Linked DNA regions of Mus musculus: region 1 is linked to region 2. The links are chromatin contacts, found by POLR2A ChIA-PET in ENCODE. All regions are on one chromosome and are shown on one strand. The core of a region is the stretch at or near the end of the contact, and the rest is flanking DNA. Distances in the headings are between cores, read along the strand shown. Region 1 holds the start of Ddx1 (DEAD box helicase 1). Region 2 has its middle 33 kb from the start of Ddx1.

Evidence for each region. ChIA-PET counts read pairs that join two places held with the same protein, here RNA polymerase II (POLR2A).
Region 1: POLR2A ChIA-PET joins it to region 2 with 12 read pairs in Patski. The contact joins the promoter of Ddx1 here to the enhancer-like site in region 2. POLR2A ChIA-PET finds 5 or more read pairs at or near these places in 2 of 5 experiments (Patski and embryonic stem cell).

Annotation. Positions count from the first base shown.
Region 1 is chr12:13,247,441-13,250,761 of GRCm38, reverse strand. It overlaps Ddx1 (DEAD box helicase 1), which reads left to right and starts at 1,588. Exons shown (of 26, transcript NM_134040.1): 1 at 1,588-1,658. The coding sequence starts at 1,643.
Region 2 is chr12:13,214,112-13,217,279 of GRCm38, reverse strand. No RefSeq gene overlaps it. Among named protein-coding and RNA genes, the nearest start is that of Ddx1, 33 kb to the left of the region's middle. Within about 2 kb of position 1,712, at least 1 of the 3 ENCODE cell types and tissues checked has a DNase peak (open chromatin) inside an H3K27ac peak, as active enhancers do.

The DNA of each region.
Region 1 (3,321 bases), core at 339-2,838, 34 kb before region 2:
CTAACAGTGGGAAGCTGCAGGCCTAAATGGATTATCCTTTTCCTTTGGAGCTTCAGATCAACACTGTTACATGTAATAATGATAATTAGAACAACATATACATTATTACTATGCATAATAGAACAGCAAATATACTTCTAAGAGCTTTGTGTCAGGTCCCAACGACCCTGGAACAAAAGGCTAACTGTGGTGTCGCATATCATAGCTCACAATGGCCTCTCAGCTCACTCAGCACCTGTGTTTCCTCTCTGCTCTTCTCACCCTGCCCCCCTCCTACCCTAAACCTCTCCAACCCAGGGGCTTCCCTTCCCTCCCCCAGCTTCTAAATCAACCCCTGCCGTTTTAGCTATGTGCTCTGCCATTTTAGCCATGTGCTCTCCTGGTTCTTCTTCCTCTCTTGGCTTGCTTGGTTCTCTTGGTCTTTCTTGCCTTCTTGGTGTTCTTGGTTCTCTAGATCCCTTCTTGCCCTTCTCTCTTCTCTTCCTCTCTCACTGTCCCTCCCTCTCTCCTCTCATGGCCAAGTCTATTCTGCTGGCCACCTTCATGCCACCATTTTTTCTACTCTGGACTTTTCTAGATGCTTCTGACTGTATTCTCTACCATATCCACAACAAAACCCTTCTTCTTAACTATACCTTGGAGCAGGCATGCCCTATTTCCATCCACTTTATGTATTTTACTTAATACTCACCACGAGCTTATCACATATCTATCCATCATGATATATCCATTCATGTTAATATTTATCATCTATTTTATAGATGAATGAACTGGAGCGCAGAGAAGTTCTACGATTTTAGGATCGCACAGCTAGCCTGTAGCAGGGCTAGAATTCAAACCCATGATATCTGTCTCTCAAGTTTGTGCTTCTAGCCCTAAGTTGCCTAAAGGTTTCCTGTTTCTCCCCAATTTCTGGACAGGCTACAGAGAGCACAGAATGGTCCTTAGAGTTAGGTAGATCCCCGATTGCCATTGTCTGTGGCATTACATAATCTATTAACATTCCCGAATCTTAGTTGTTTATCTGATGACTCCAACACACCCCTTACATAGTATGGAGATGAGCCATAATCCCTTTACTGATCCAGCTCTCTAAAGGGAGGGGGTACTTAAAATAATTTGCCTGTCACGCCTGAAATGTCAGAGCTACATTAAACATGGTTGAATGAAAGGAACATATACCACTAATTTTTCCAATAAAAATATTTAACAGGTCCTGTGGGTTACGAACACTCGCTAGTCTTGGTTGGCTGGGCAATGAATTCAATGTATTCTTAAGTCATTCCCAAACTGCTTGGCTCTGCTCATCCTTGTGAGATTGAAGTCAGAGGGCCCAGTTTTACTATCAGGACAGCCTGATCCATTGTTTGAGATCTCAGTATCACACGACTTCCTCTGGGTACATCGTAACTCTGAAGATGGATATCAATAACAGGGCTTGGCTATTAGGGAAAGCAAAGTCTACAGGCCCTGAGTGAACCACCCGGAGGGTCTTTTCGTCCTCGGAACCTTTCTCCTGGGTCTGTATCCTCGTCCGGAATCGGAACACCGAAGAGCTCGAGCCGGAAGCGCGCGCCGCCGCGGCCCCGGCGTGTCTGGAAGGAGGGAATCGCCCGGGCCCGCAGCGGAGGAGTGCGGGAAGATGGCGGCCTTCTCCGGTTCGTTGTGGGAAGCTAAAGGGTTACGAACGAGTCGCCTCGACCCACAGGGAGCGGGTGGAGTGTGCTGCTGTGGCAGTGGGGTCGGTGGGATGGTGGGAGAGCTGTCTCCGCCTGGGGCCCTGCGCGGTGGGGCAGGGACGGTGGGTTCAGGCCGGGCTTTTCCCCGCCGGCAGCGCCCGGGAGTCTTTGCTAAGCGGCTTCTCCTTCCTCCCTTCTGCCTTCGGCTTTCCCGCCGAGCACTCACCTGTCGCGTCCCGTGGCGTCTGCGCTCGCCTGGTCCAGTTTTCTGCCTCTCTGACGTGGCGGTGACTGTTGGGAACCCTTTTCTGTCTCGGGTCCTGGCCAGGATGAGCAGCCGCTGAGCGTGGGGGAAGGGGACATTTGGGGCAAAGATGATGTTGTCCTGCTTGGATTTATCCCCCTAGGTCTTTACAAAATAAATAAATAAATACATGAATACATAAAGCTGCTGATAGTAAAAATGATCGGCATTCGGGAAGCTGGACACTTCGAGAGTTAGCATTGAATGGCAAAGCTAAAGAAAAATATTTTTTTCCTCACGGACTAAATATAATTTTTGAGAATTAGTTACTTGCTTTGTGATACCAAACAGGATTTGGGATGGGGTACTGAACCCACCAGTTAATATTTCTTGTTTTCTCTATTAACCTCTTACCACCCACACACAATTTGGAAAGTTCCAACCAGCCTTGAATATACTAAATATCGTCTTTCCTTCTCAATACATACATATGTGCATATGTACATAAATATATACATATATATGTACACATACACATATGTAAATGAACAGATAAAATTAAATGTACTATCTTTTTGTGTTATTAACCTATTTAAACGACATTATACTATTGTTGGCTGTTTCCTTTTTCTCCTGTAAGAATATCAGGAATTCCAAATCTCAGGCTTCAGGGGAAAGCATTTCTTTTAAAGTCACTTCTGAGAGGAATTCTGTCACTTAACACAATTTTTAGCCCCGAGATCTGTCAGGGGGTTGTAGGTCATTGTTTTATAGGCACACATTTTTGGGAGAAATGCACAAATTTAAGGACAAGACAATATTCTGATATGAACAAAAGTAGAAGAATTTGAATATGTATCTGTTTCTCCTTAAAGAGTTTAACTGTTAAACTGTGAAAGACAAGTTTTCTGTAGAAAATAGACCTAGCAAATGACCAGGATCCTGTAAGATACAGCCTAAAATTTGCCAAGCAATTCGTGGTTGCTGTTTGTGACAGTCTTGCACGCACCTTGCAATATTCTGTGTGTAGCATATTTTAGACCATCACTTTCTTTTTTTTTTTTTTTTTTCTACATTGCTATTTATATCTCCATGTCAGGGGAACAGGGGTCTTTCCAAGCAGAGGTCAAGTCAGCTTGCTAGAGTTGGTCCTCTCCCACCTTGTGGGACCAGGGACTTGGGTCTTCAGGCTTGGTGGCAAGTGCCACTGAGCCTGGCCCATTGCCCCCCTTTTCCCAGTAGTTTTCATTCTAGGAGACAGAATGTAACTAGACTCTTAACTGGCATAGTTGTTAGGCAAGTCAATCTTGTTGTTCATCTTTATGGCTCAATTAGTTTGTCTGAGCAAGGGAAGGTTTAGCATCTACCTATAACTGATTTCACTTGAATGATAAAATG
Region 2 (3,168 bases), core at 463-2,962:
AATGTGCATTATTCAGCAGCCTATCAGGCGTTCTGCGAAAGTTCAGTAGATGAGGGGCACTCGTACCGTATTTCTTGTTATTTACATTATTTCCATTGTCCTTGTACAGTGCTGCAGTGCGTACCTTCTCAGAATGTTGTCTTGAACACTGAATTCAAGACTGAACACTGGATATTTTCCAGGACCAGACCGCCAGTGCCAGATTACTTTCTGAAGGGGTTGTGCTGATTGACAGTCACACTAACAACCCAGGAAGAGCCTTGTGGAATATATTTTATGAATTAAAATAGAACTTGTTGTACTTAAACCTTGCTGTGTGTTTATAGAGTATAGATCAGTGCTAGTGAGAAGCAGATAGGAGGCACTTCCCACTTGACTCTGTACCCTGCTCCTTCCCTGTGACTGCCACCACCCCCACCCTTCCTACCCCCACCCGGCCACTATATTATGGGTTATAAGCTAAATATAAACTAAGATCTAAGCTTGAAGTCGGTCTTTTTTTCTTTTTTCTTTTTTTCCCTTTTCAAGGTAGAACTATGTGGCAATGACTCAGTCTGCCCCAGATTTAAAAAGAAAGAAAAGAATTGGTTCCTGGCCAATTGGAAATGGGTAGAACCATTTCGTCACATTCCTTGCCTTGTTTTGACTTAGAGAAATTATGTGCTTCATTGTCATTTGATAAGATACATTAAATAAATTAAAAAAAAGAGTAAATGCACAAGGAAACCCAGGGTAGATTTCCTTACAGCAATCTTATCGTTTGACTAGATAATGTCATTTTCCAAAGGACTAGTAGCAGTCCCGAAGTGATCTGGTTTCGTGGGAGTGGAGGAGGGACTATTGGAACAAAAATGCAATGGTCCAGGAAGGAAAGGGAGGGATACTAGTTTGCTATTGTGAAGGATGTCTTTCAAGGGAGGAAGAGATGAGGGAACTAAAGGGGGTTCCTGGGGGGTGGGGTGGGGAGGAGGGATGGGATTTATAGGGAGAGAGGGCACTGTAGGGGGTTGGTTCCTTTAAGGGAGGAAAAGATTGAGTATTTTGCTGTCAATTTCTGTTCAGTTGTTTTAGATTCATTTAAAATTCTTTAAAGCCTTAGTTTCTTTGTTTCTGATATTCCACTTCTAGTTAAACTATTGAGAGAAATCTGAAAGATTTTGCAATCTAGGAGGTCTGCAGGACCCAATAAGAGTTACAGACTTCTCTTTAACCTACTCACATCAGAGTCTGTTAGTTCAAGGACAGAACCCAGGACCACTGAGAGAAACACAGAAGTAGCTCTCAGAGCTTTTCTCATGGCAAATTTTTACCCTAAAGATGGCCCAAAGGACATGAGAGCCAGATTCCTTAAATGAAGTGCAGGGTCTGTCTAGACCTTGCCTCCAGGAACTCTGCCGTGACTGCTCTGGATGGAGTAGGCCTTGGGTGTCCCAGGTGATGCTAGCAAGCTGTTTTAAGTGGAGCCTGATCCATCCCTATGCATGCATGCATGCACATGTGCATGAGTGTGCATTCAGGGTTTTGTAGAGAATCTCGGATAGAAACTGATTAGAGGAGGAGAGACTATTACTTGAGTGTTGAAGTAGTGATGGCCATCATGAGTTTGGCTTTTCCTTCCCCACATATTGTGATTCCCTGGCTGCTCGCAGATGTTAGCTGCTTAAAGTCTGACTGGACATAAAGGGAAATTCTGTGTTTAGACAAAGTGGTACTGGACTGGTGGGAACTGATTCTGATCTTTTACTGTGAGGAAATTGTTGTAAAGGGGGCTAGCAAGAAAGCCCTGTAGAAGCCATTTAAAGTTCATGAGATGGCATGCTTAGCCACAGTCAGACTTACAAGCGCTTGCTAAAGAACCCTGAGACATGCTTGAGCGAGGACCGGCTTACAGTCTCAGACTACAGTTTGAGATATTTTGTTTGGCATTAAAAGCCAGGCAATTTGGAGAAATTGGATCATATCCGTATCATTACATACTGTTTACTTAAAATATTGGTATTAGTACTGTAGACTGTAATAACAAATCTTGTAATGTGTGTCCATCCATAAATTGTTACTCGTTTTCCCACTGGCTCACAACCCAGCACCAAGAAAACACTGCAGAATAAAACCTATGTGCTAATGGAGACAACCAGAGTCAGGGTGTGTGGGTTTGTGGCTCACTTCCCAGTTCTGTACACTAGGTGGTGCTAGTGTCGCGCTGTGAATACCCACAAAGGCCTGAACACATGTGTTGGTGTATTTTTACCACTTGGGGTCACTTAAGGATTACCTGACTTGCCTCTTTTCCATCTAAGCAAATTCACAGATTCCAAGGAATTATTTCCCCATTACATTTGTCAGAGTCTGTGGCTTTTTTTTTTACCTAGATCTTGAAGGCCAAGAAGTGTGAATTGGAATTTTTTTTTTCCTTAGCGAATTGGCCCCACATGGCTAGTGCCTGGGTGGTTCCTCCTGTCACAGTATGGTGGACTACCCCCCACCCCACGCCTTCTCTTGGGCCCACCATTGGAGACTTCTCCGTATAAAGATTTTCCATACATGTCAGGATCGTGCTTACGCTAATTGCTGTGCTCATTAACATCTCCAGAACTTGGAGTGCTTTTTCTCAGTCATTTCCTTTGATTTTGCCTGTCTCTGAAAGGCCAGCTCTGAACGAAGTGAGGTGGGTATCACATTAACTAATTGCTGACACCCACCGGCTTTCTTGCCTCCTATGCAGCTGATCCCAGGAATTACACCATTGCCCCTGGAGAGCATGCTAGAAATTTGTGGAATGGCCCTGGTGGACTTGCCTGCCTGTGGGTGGGTATGGGTGAGGACAAGGGCAGGATGTGTGGGCTTGCACAGCTTGGACAATGAGCCTAGTCACTTCATATGGCAGCTCATGGGGACTTATGTGAACACTCAAAACGTGGATGGTCTTTCAGAATCTCCCTTCTCAGCAAGTAACTTCTATTTTTCTTCCTTTCTTCCTTCCTATCTTTTTTTTTAAACTTTCTTTGATGTGTTTGCATATTTTATGTGCCTGGTACCTGTAGAGCTCTTAAGATGATATTGTATCTCCTGGAACTGGCGTTATACATGACTTGAGCCAACATAGGTGCTGGAACCAAACCCAGGTCCTTTGCAAGATCAACAAATGCTCTTAAGTGGGAGCCATCTCTC